Linked DNA regions of Homo sapiens: all the other regions are linked to region 3. The links are chromatin contacts, found by Hi-C or POLR2A ChIA-PET in ENCODE. All regions are on one chromosome and are shown on one strand. The core of a region is the stretch at or near the end of the contact, and the rest is flanking DNA. Distances in the headings are between cores, read along the strand shown.

Region 1 (3,352 bases), core at 675-3,174, 310 kb before region 3:
AGCCACCAAGCATTACTTAGCAGCAGGAAAATGATTGTATTTGAGTTCCTGTGTGTCCAAAACTGAGCACCATGTTCTTTGAAAACATGCCACCTCAAGGCTGGGCGCGGTGGCTCACACCTGTAATCCCAGCACTTTGGGAGGCCGAGGCGGGCGGATCACCGGAGGTCGGGAGTTTGAGACCAGCCTGACCAACATGGAGAAACCCCATCTCTACTAAAAATACAAAATTAGCCGGGCGTGGTGGCATGCGCCTATAATCTCAGCTACTTGGGAGGCTGAGGCAGGAGAATTGCTTGAACCCAGGAGGCGGAGGTTGCGGTGAGTTGAGATCGTGCCATTGCACTCCGGCCTGGGCAACAACAGCAAAACTCCGTCTCAAAAAAAAAAAAAAAAAAATGCCACCTCACAGTCTCTATCGTTGGGCCCTGTGGTTGCAAAGCTGCCTCCTGAATTAAGAAGGAAAGGGAAAAGATATAGCTGGAAGCGAGTGGAAGAGATGCTGAGGGCTGGGGCTGCACAGACGTGCTCAGCAGGGCTACAGGTGCTCAAGCCCTATTGGGGATGGGTGGGGAGTGGGGCAGCGGCGTTTGCCACCTTAAGAATTGGGGCCAAAGCCACTGATGTTTATTTGACAGTGACACTGCACTGGGTACTTAAAGAAATTATTTCCCGTTGTAATTATAATTACTGCTTATTAAGGAAAATATGGGAATTTTAGAAAGAATCAAGTTTGCCACCCAAATGCTACCACTGTTAATCTTTTGGTGTTAAATGTTCCCCCTAGACATTTCTGTGCATAGATTTTTGGTGTGTTTACATAGTCGTTATTCTGTATATACAATTTTATGTCCCTTTTGTACTTAACGTATAAACATTTTTTCCATGTTACAGTCTTAAACAGAATTTTATGGCTGCAGCCTCTTCGATTTGAGTTTCTGTAGCATGGTTTGCCTGGTTCCCAGAGCTGGAGGGAGGCTTGGGTTGTCTCCTGTTAGTTCTGGCTCACACTGCAGCTTGCTGTAATGCTGTGTAGACGGATTGCTGGGCTCCCTGGGACTGCCTCTGACTGCCCCTTGGTAACTAAGATTTATGGGCTGGTGGGAGGAACCCCTAGAACCAGCCTTCAACCCCAGGCTGTAATAGCCATAGAGCCAGCAATGACTGACGGGGCAAGGCAAGCCTGAGCCAGCCTGAATCTTCGGAGACTGTCTGGCACTTACCTCAGGCTGCCTTGCATCCTCTACTGTTTACTCAACCCTTCACCAGATTGACAACCTCTAGTTGGAATATGTTTTGTCCTGCTAGACCCTGGTTTCAGGAAGGCAAGAATACTGGAGTCTCTCTGAGGCCCCAGCACCCAGTCTGGCAGAAGGCAATTGCTTTGGTAACCCATTTGCCTGGAGGCTGCTGCTCTAGCTCAGCATTCTCAGAGCTGTAGAACCTGCTTCCTGCTCTTGCCTCGCCCTCTCTGGACCAGAGAAGAAAACCTTGGGCCTGCCACATTTTCACATTGCTCATGGGACTCTGCAACAGTGGCGGAGGGAACATCCTAGCTTGTGTGTGACAGGCCATGCACAGGCTCTTCTGACACTACGTACGTAGGAAGAGACCCCCTCCTGGCCTGGTGGGAGGACTGCTGCCGTGTTCAGCTCTGCTGGGAGACATGAACAAGTAGGTAAGCATGGCTGCCCTTAGAGCAGCCACTCTGGTCTCTGTCCTGCTCGCAACTGAAAGACCTACTTCACCCACCCCCCAGGCTTCATTCAGCCTTGTGACGTGAGGAACAACAGCAGGCATGGTAGCAAGCTAGGCAAGCAGGCTGTGGGGGCGAGCTGGCTCAGCAGTTGATGTGGGTAAGAGAAGCAGGCACAGGATGCTGCCCACCCTTTTTTTTTTTTTTGCTCAGGCGGAGTGGTGAGGTAGTGGAGGCTGTGGTGAGGAAAGAGGAAGTGACACTCCTACAGGCTGGTAGGACAGCACTCAAGCTGCCTGGCTAGAGGAGTCCTAGCAAGACTACCATAGGGCCTAGCTGTGGACAGGTTCAACCCTGAAGTCCTGCACTGTGGAATATAGCAGTGGGAAATATCTGATGCAGTTTTTCCAGTCTTCCCTGGAGAATGTGTAGGAAATGAAATCTAGAGTTAATGGGTAGGAAAGGGGGTCTGAGGCTGGGTGCAGTGGCTCACGCCTGTAATCCCAGCACTTTGGGAGACCGAGGTGGGTGGATCACCTGAGGTCAGGAGTTTGAGACCAGGCTGGCCAACATGATGAAACCCCATCTCTACTAAAAATATTGGGTGTGGTGGTGTGTGCCTGTAATTCCAACTGTTCAGGAGGCTGAGGCAGGAGAATCACTTGAACCCAGGAGGCTAGAGGTTGCAGTGAGCTGAGATGGCACCATTACACTCCAGCCTGGGCGACAAGAGTGAAGCTCCATCTCAAAAAAAAAAAAAAAAAAGCCGGGGTGGGGTGGGTTCTGAGAGCCTCTCAGTTGAGTTAATTATACAGGTTTTACCATTGGCTCTGCGACCTGTTGGATATTCTTCTTGGCTGCAATTTTGGGCTGTCAGTTGCCTGGTGAGAGAATTCACCTAAATTATAAAGTAGGAGTAAATCAGAGAAGGGTCAAGTAAAGCTGAGGTCATGAAGGTGGTTTGCCTTGTAATTCAATAGATACTTCCTGAGCACTTGAGCTTTGGTACGTTCTAGTTGACAGCATGGCTGTTTTTGTTTTGTTTTGTTTTTGAGACAGTTTTGCTCTTATTGCCCAGGCTGGAGTACAACGGTGCGATCTTGGCTCACTGCAACCTCCGCCTCCCGGGTTCAAGCGATTCTCCTGCCTCAGCCTCCCGAGTAGCTGGGATTACAGGCATGTGCCACCACACCTGGCTAATTTTGTATTTTTAGTAGAGACAGGGTTTCAACATGTTGGTCAGGCTGGTCTCAAACTCCGGACCTCAGGTGATCTGCCTGCTCAGCCTCCCAAAGTGCTGGATGACACACCTGAGCCACCAGGCCTGGCCCCATTTTTTTGTTTGTTTTGTTTTGTTTTGAGACAGAGTCTCACTGTGTTGTCCAGGCTGGAGTGGAGTGGCACAATCTCCCCTCACTGCAACCTCCACCTCCTGGGTTCAGGTGATCCTCCCACCTCAGCCTTCCAAGTAGCTGGGACCACAGGCATATATCACCATGCCCTACTAATTTTTTGTATTTTTGATAGAGATGGGGTTTCACCATGTTGTTCAGGATGGTCTCAAACTCCCGAGCTCAAGTGATCTACCTGCTTCAGCCTCCCAAAGTCCTGGGATTACAGGCATGAGCCACTGTGCCCCAGCCAAGATGACAGCAT
Region 2 (3,204 bases), core at 423-2,922, 370 kb before region 3:
CCCCACCCTCGTCCACTCGCCCTCCGCGCCTTTTCGAGGTCCCGCTGCCCGCGCTGGCCCCGCAACCCCTCCGCCTCACCGACGTACCGGTTCCACCGAGCAGTGCGGGGATGCATCAGCCCCGTCTCTAGGGAGGGACGCTAGGCCGTTGCTAAGGGGCGGGGCCATCCGGCACCGCAGGGCGGGAGCTTCCGTCCGCGAACCTCCCCAGCCTGAACCCTTACCTACCCACCAACTCCAGGTCTCGGTTACTTCCGCCCAGGACAGTGGGACTGGGATGTTCCAGCATATGCCCCGATCGGCAGGATTAGGGCCGACCAGGGAGCGTCACTCTTCTAGGCTCCATTACCCACCCATCTTCCCTCCTGTGCCCTTTTAGAGTAAGCAGCGAAACAGCTAAATGCAGCGTGAGAACTTTGATTAAATCCTGATTTAAATACATATACATATGTAAATAATTTGGGGAGGAATAATTGAAGAAATTTACGAACTGGAAGTTGGCATTTAAGCCACAGCTGCGGGACAGCTGGTCAGGGCACTGAGGAAAAGGTGGGTTCTGGTTCTCCTGGGGCTTGGCTCACAAAGCCACACCCACCCATTGCACGGTGACTCCACTCAGGCCGCCGCTTCCGCTGGGCAGCGGATGCGCCCGACACCCCTCGGCTCGGGCGCCCACCCTCTGATGCCCCTCATCTGCTCTCAGCACCTGGCATGGGTTCAGGTTTTGATCTTCCTGCCCTATTCTGAATATTGAATTATTGTTAATTTTCTTAGATGTGATAATGCTACTGTGGTTGTATCAGACTGTCCTTAGTTGACGTGGCCTGAAGTGTTTGAAGAAACACGTCAGAATGTCCGCTACAATTTCCTTTCAAATGGTTCAGCAAAAATTATACATATAGGTAAGCATAGCTAGATAAAAAGACAAAGAGGAGATAAAGCAAAAGTGCTGCAATATAACAATTAGGGAATCTGAAGGTCACAGATGTCCATGTACTAGTCTTCCAATTTTTTCTGTAAGGGAAAGAAGTGGTTTACAAACCAAAAGAACCAAAAGAAAAACATCACCCCATCTGTACCTGAGAACCCCTGCCCACAGCCTTCTCAAAACTGGCCCCATTTCACAGATGGGGAAACAGACTTGCTGAGACGGTTAGTACTAGGGGAGGTCATAGGCCCTGATGTTGAATTTTACTTGGCATTTTAGTCGTGCTGGCTTGGTGCCAGGCCTGTTGCTGGGCACTAAGTGTCTGGAACTGAACTGGACCCTATCCCCACCATAAAGTGTATTGAGTGGGAAAGATGGAGAGGCCAGGCCATGAGGAACCTAGAGGCAGGGTGTAATCTATGCCTGGAGACAGTGGTTCAGCCCTTGCACAGGCTTCTGCTTCCTCTGTCTAGAACCTGTCTCCATCCACTCCTGCATCTGGCGGACTCCTACTCACCCTTCAAGACCTGATGGTGGTGCAACCTTTCCTGAATCCAAACTGTGGTTTTATTTTTCTTGTTGGCATTCACACAGGTACTCAGTGATCACTGCAGAAGGAAGAAAGGACTGTGAGGGGAACTGGAGGCAAGGTGTCCACAGCTCTTAGAAGGGACAAGGACTCCATAGCCCTGTTTAGGGCAGTCTGGCTGCTCAATGGGTCTGCGTATAGGTTGGGTACCCCCCTTGGCCTGTAGAGAGGCACCTGCTTCCCTGCTTTTGCCTGGCACTTCCCACACTAGGTACAGCTGTCCAAAAAGCTGCAGCATCTATCCGGGTTGCCATGGCAACATCAGCCTATGGTGGGATGTCAGGGATGAGAGGGGCAGAATGCTAATCCTGGAAAGTTGCCAAGCAACACAGTGGGCTGGTGACATCACAGGGGCTGTGGCTGCTGGACAGATGGACAGGCCACAGCTGAAAGGGTCCACTCTCAGGAGGCCCAGCTCACAGAACCACTCACTGCTTACCATGTGATGGTCACTGCTGTTTCTCCCAACTGGAGAATGGACTTGAGGGGTGGGGGTCGGGGGTGCTGCTTTTACCAGCAGCCCTGCCAGCTCCACTTCGCCCCTCTTCAAGGGCGGGCTGTGGATATGACTGCCTCCCTCCTCCCTGGAAGGACACCGTGAGTCAGTCCCTGTTCTCCTGGGTCTCAGGGGCTACCCTCTAATGTGCTGTCTTCTCCCATGGCTGCGCAAGGGTTCAGGCTTTGGTCTTCCTGCCCTGTCCTGAAGGCCACCATACTTACCTTGCTCCCTGGGAAAGGAGCAGGGGGCTGAGCCATGACCCACTGGACTCCTGCCCCTCTTGTGATGGGAGGGCCATCTTTTGCCCTGAATAAGCTGGAAGAGAGGTCAGCCTTACCCTTGTTGAAATGGGAGGACTAGGTTTCTACAAGAGTTGGGGAGTCACTGCCCATCTCTTACTCAGATCCCCCTTGCTGAGGACTCTGGTGGCCTGGAAGCTGGGGGATTGGGGCAGATGGGCTGCTTAGGATGCCCTGGCCCAGGGCCATGCCTTTCCAGCATGGAGTCTGAGGTCATGGCAAGTCTGCACACCCCCTCCCCTGTGTCTCCTTGCTGGCTGAGATGGGAGCAATGCTTCACTGGCTGCAGAGATGAAAGCCCCTTGTGAATGGGCAGCAGAATGGGCCCTTCATGTGGCTGGCCAGCCAGAACGGAAGGTGACAGGCATCCAGACTGAGTGGCTGAGCTACCCGCTCCCCACCTGTCCCCAGCCTCCCTCTTGGGCCCCCAGGATCTTCCTCTGATTTTCTAGGCCTGGAGCTCTGAGCTATGCCACAAGAAAGTGAGTTGCAGGCATCGGGGGCGGGGGGTGTCAGAGAAGGGAATGGGTGAGGTCTACGATTCACTGCCTCCCCAGGCCTCCCCGACATAAGCCTCCCTGCCATTGCTCAGCTGCCCTCAGCAGTTCTGACCAGCATAATCATTTCTTTGATGAATAAAAATGGAGAAAATTTAATTCTCCTTTGATCCACATGATCACCTTGACAGACAAGACCTTGAAAGCCCAGAGCTCAAGCAAGGAGTAGAACAGAGTTTCTCCGGGGCTGGTGGACTGAAGACCACTGGCCCATGAACAGACAATCTTCATCCATCACAGCCCCCACCTAATCCCCTGCCCACCTTTACTCCTGTGCAGCCTCCCTGCCGGAGCCTCTTCCCTCTTTGTTTTTCTATGATCTTCCATGCCAT
Region 3 (2,718 bases), core at 219-2,718:
TGGCTCTGCCCTGAGGGGACATGGGCAAGCGCCCAGGAGACTGATGTAGTCACAGCCTTTCCCTAAGTGCGGTGGGAGGAGGCCTGCATGGGGTCTGAAGGGCAGATGTGACCCGCCTGGACCTGACGGGACACAGCCCTGATGTCTGGGGTCAGGAGAACATGGCCTTGCTCTGGCGCTTACCTGGGGGCCTTGGGCTCCAAAACCAGAACAGAGTCCTAAGGGGGTGGCCTGGGTGTGTTTGTGCTTATCAGTGGGCAGGCTCTGGGCCTGACTGGGGACTGCAGCTCACCTGGGTCCCGGGGTTGCTGCTGAGTGGACATGTTGGATCCACGCGGATTATGCGCTTCTCTGCGGGTATGGCCTTGAGGGCCTCAGCGGTGGAGCGGAAGGGGTCCTCCTCCCTTCCTGCCTGCCGGCCCTTCTTCTTCTCAGGGCCCTCAGTCTGTACCCAGGGCTTCGGCTTTGGAGCCATGGCTGTCCTGGGGCACAGAGAGGCCCTTAGGCCTCCATGGTCTCCTCATCCCCAACGACCCACTCTCAGTCCCCACCCCTGCCCTGGGCCAGCACAGCACCAACTTGCCCCACCCCGGGTTGGCCCTTCGGTGGCCTCCCACTGCATCCTGTGTCCACTCTGACGGCATTCCCAGCCCCAGACCACACCCAGCTCTTTGTCACTCAGAAACACCCCTTTCCCCAGTCCCAAGTGCAAGGTTAGGACTCTGTCCAGTCTGCCCACTCTGGTCAACAGGGTCTGCCTGGCTCCCTACCCTCTGCAGCTCACCTGTGTGTCCTGAGGGGTAGGGAAAGTGAAAGGAGGCTCTCTCTCTTCCACTTCGGGGCTCCTCCCCCTGTGTCAGCTAGTTCAGCCCTGGCATGGTTGCCGGGCCGAGTCACCGAGCTATGGGGGAGGGTGGGCAGAGGATCCTGGGGGCAGGATTCTTGGGGCCAGATTATCCTCCCGGAGCTTAGAACCCAGAGCTGTAGAAGCCCTTCCCAATGGACTCAAGAGTTCTGAGGAGCCAGAACTCCGGATCAGTGGCCTTGAACTGATAGAGGGCAAAGGCCAGTCCCACCAGGCCTTGCCCTGCCCTGCCGTGGGCAGGACCATAGGACACTCACCCAAGAAAAGCAGGGACATGGGAGAGGTCCTGGCTGCCACCCGGCCTGGTTGTGTGCGCCTCCCAGGGCAGTCCCAGGTCTAGCAACTCTCCATGAGCCTCAGGCGTGAATTAGGGAGAGAATTCCCAACAATCGCCAGAGGCCGGGGATGAGCTTGTGTGGGGGATTAGACATCGGCTATTTGGCCACCAGTGGGGTGAAGCAGAGGCTGGGGCAGGCCGAGTCAGGCGACCAGTCCCACGGACGGGTGGACACTCGATCTGGCATATCCAAGGCCGGGGCAGTCGCGTCCGTAGCGCTGCTCATGTGGCCGGGGCCTGCAGCACGCATCTGCCGGTCGCGCGGTGACCTTGGGCCCGGATACAGACGCAGCCTCCCTCTCCCCGGGGCTGCTTGGATCCCCGTTGGGTCTAGCGCCGGGCTGCCCATGGAGGGGAGGAGTCACGTTCCAGAACGCGAAAGGGCGCCGCGTCTCTGGCGCCCCCCAGCGGCCAAGGGGCGCAAACACAGAGAAGGCTCTTGCTCCGACTTCGAAGTGGGCCAGCAGCAGAGCGCAAGCGCCACAGCATCAGGCCGGAAGCGCCGTGGAGATGCGGGCTTCCTACTCGAGCCTGGTGCGGGAGCCTAGGAACTTCAGGAGGCGGGGCTACAAGCGTGCATCCTATGGGTGCCTGGGGGCGTGGCAGAGCCTGCAGAAGGACCCAATGGAGCAGTAGGAGGCGGGGCCCGGCGGGCGGTGGAAGCCTATCAATACGCGGGGTCTTGCCAGGCGGCTGGGGAGCTGGGAGGGTTCAGCTGCCACGTGAGTTCTGCGGCCGCTGCTACACGCCTGGTGGGCAGCATGTCGGCAACAGCGGCTGCTCGTAAGCGGGGAAAGCCGGCCTCTGGGGCCGGGGCTGGCGCGGGGGCCGGCAAGCGGCGGCGAAAGGTGAGCATGGCGCTTCTGAGGGCCGCGGTCAGCCCTGCTACTGGGACAACCGTCATCCCATCCAGGGGACCTGGGTCCCGGCCCTTCCCCAGCCCTTCGCCCTGGACCCCTGCTGGAGTCAGCTTCGTCCCTCTCTCCGCGGGCCAAATCCTAGAAAGCCGTTCGCTTAACCCGGGAACCACCGCCTTCCCCATTCCTGGGGTTCTGAGGGAACCGAGGGGGGGGGGCCCTTGGTCAATGCCAGGGTGGTCTGGACCCCTGACCAAAGAAAAGACCGTATAATTCCCAGGCCGACTCTGCGGGGGACAGGGGCAAATCCAAGGGTGGCGGCAAGATGAATGAGGAGATCTCCAGCGACTCTGAGAGCGAGAGGTGAGCTATTCTTTTCCACATAGTGGGAGGGAAAACTGAGTCCCATGGTGCACGGAAGACTGAGTGAGTCCGAACAGAACTGAGCCTAGAATCCAAGACTCTGTCCCTTGGCTCTGAGATCGTGGCTGTTTCCTTTAGTTTCTGGTCCTGCAAAGTCTTGTTTCTGCGAGGTCTCTGGGTGGGAAGGACCCTGGGCCCCAATCCGAGGCCATTGAGACCTCCTTAGGTTTTGGCAGGGACTGGACTGATTGAGAAATTGCAGGAAAACAGAACAAAGCTGTCAAGTATTTCTTGCA

Evidence for each region. Hi-C counts contacts between places; a loop is a spot of excess contacts on that map. ChIA-PET counts read pairs that join two places held with the same protein, here RNA polymerase II (POLR2A). Pooled maps may share reads with other maps.
Region 1: a loop to region 3 is called in a pooled map, with 5 times the contacts of the local background. The contact joins the enhancer-like site here to the promoter of PARP3 in region 3. A Hi-C loop is called at or near these places in 1 of 37 single-sample maps with no recorded cell type and 7 of 50 pooled maps. POLR2A ChIA-PET finds 5 or more read pairs at or near these places in 2 of 52 experiments (PC-3 and activated B cell).
Region 2: a loop to region 3 is called in a map of naive thymus-derived CD4-positive, alpha-beta T cell, with 27 times the contacts of the local background. The contact joins the promoter of DNAH1 here to the promoter of PARP3 in region 3. A Hi-C loop is called at or near these places in 1 of 168 maps with a recorded cell type or tissue (naive thymus-derived CD4-positive, alpha-beta T cell), 1 of 37 single-sample maps with no recorded cell type and 7 of 50 pooled maps. POLR2A ChIA-PET finds 5 or more read pairs at or near these places in 1 of 52 experiments (H1).

Annotation. Positions count from the first base shown.
Region 1 is chr3:52,251,988-52,255,339 of GRCh38, reverse strand. WDR82 (WD repeat domain 82) reads left to right here. Exons shown (of 9, transcript NM_025222.4): 9 at 1-906. Among named protein-coding and RNA genes, the nearest start is that of PPM1M, 7.9 kb to the right of the region's middle. RefSeq lists an enhancer at 1,590-1,909. Within about 2 kb of position 1,924, at least 17 of the 41 ENCODE cell types and tissues checked have a DNase peak (open chromatin) inside an H3K27ac peak, as active enhancers do.
Region 2 is chr3:52,314,787-52,317,990 of GRCh38, reverse strand. DNAH1 (dynein axonemal heavy chain 1) reads right to left here and starts at 1,672. Exons shown (of 78, transcript NM_015512.5): 1 at 1,446-1,672. RefSeq lists a silencer at 52-281 and an enhancer at 220-1,158.
Region 3 is chr3:51,941,113-51,943,830 of GRCh38, reverse strand. PARP3 (poly(ADP-ribose) polymerase family member 3) reads right to left here and starts at 1,468. Exons shown (of 11, transcript NM_001003931.4): 1 at 1,123-1,468; 2 at 293-477. The coding sequence starts at 475. It overlaps RRP9 (ribosomal RNA processing 9, U3 small nucleolar RNA binding protein), which reads left to right and starts at 1,927. Exons shown (of 15, transcript NM_004704.5): 1 at 1,927-2,050; 2 at 2,340-2,422. The coding sequence starts at 1,964. RefSeq lists enhancers at 1,463-1,792, 1,917-2,565.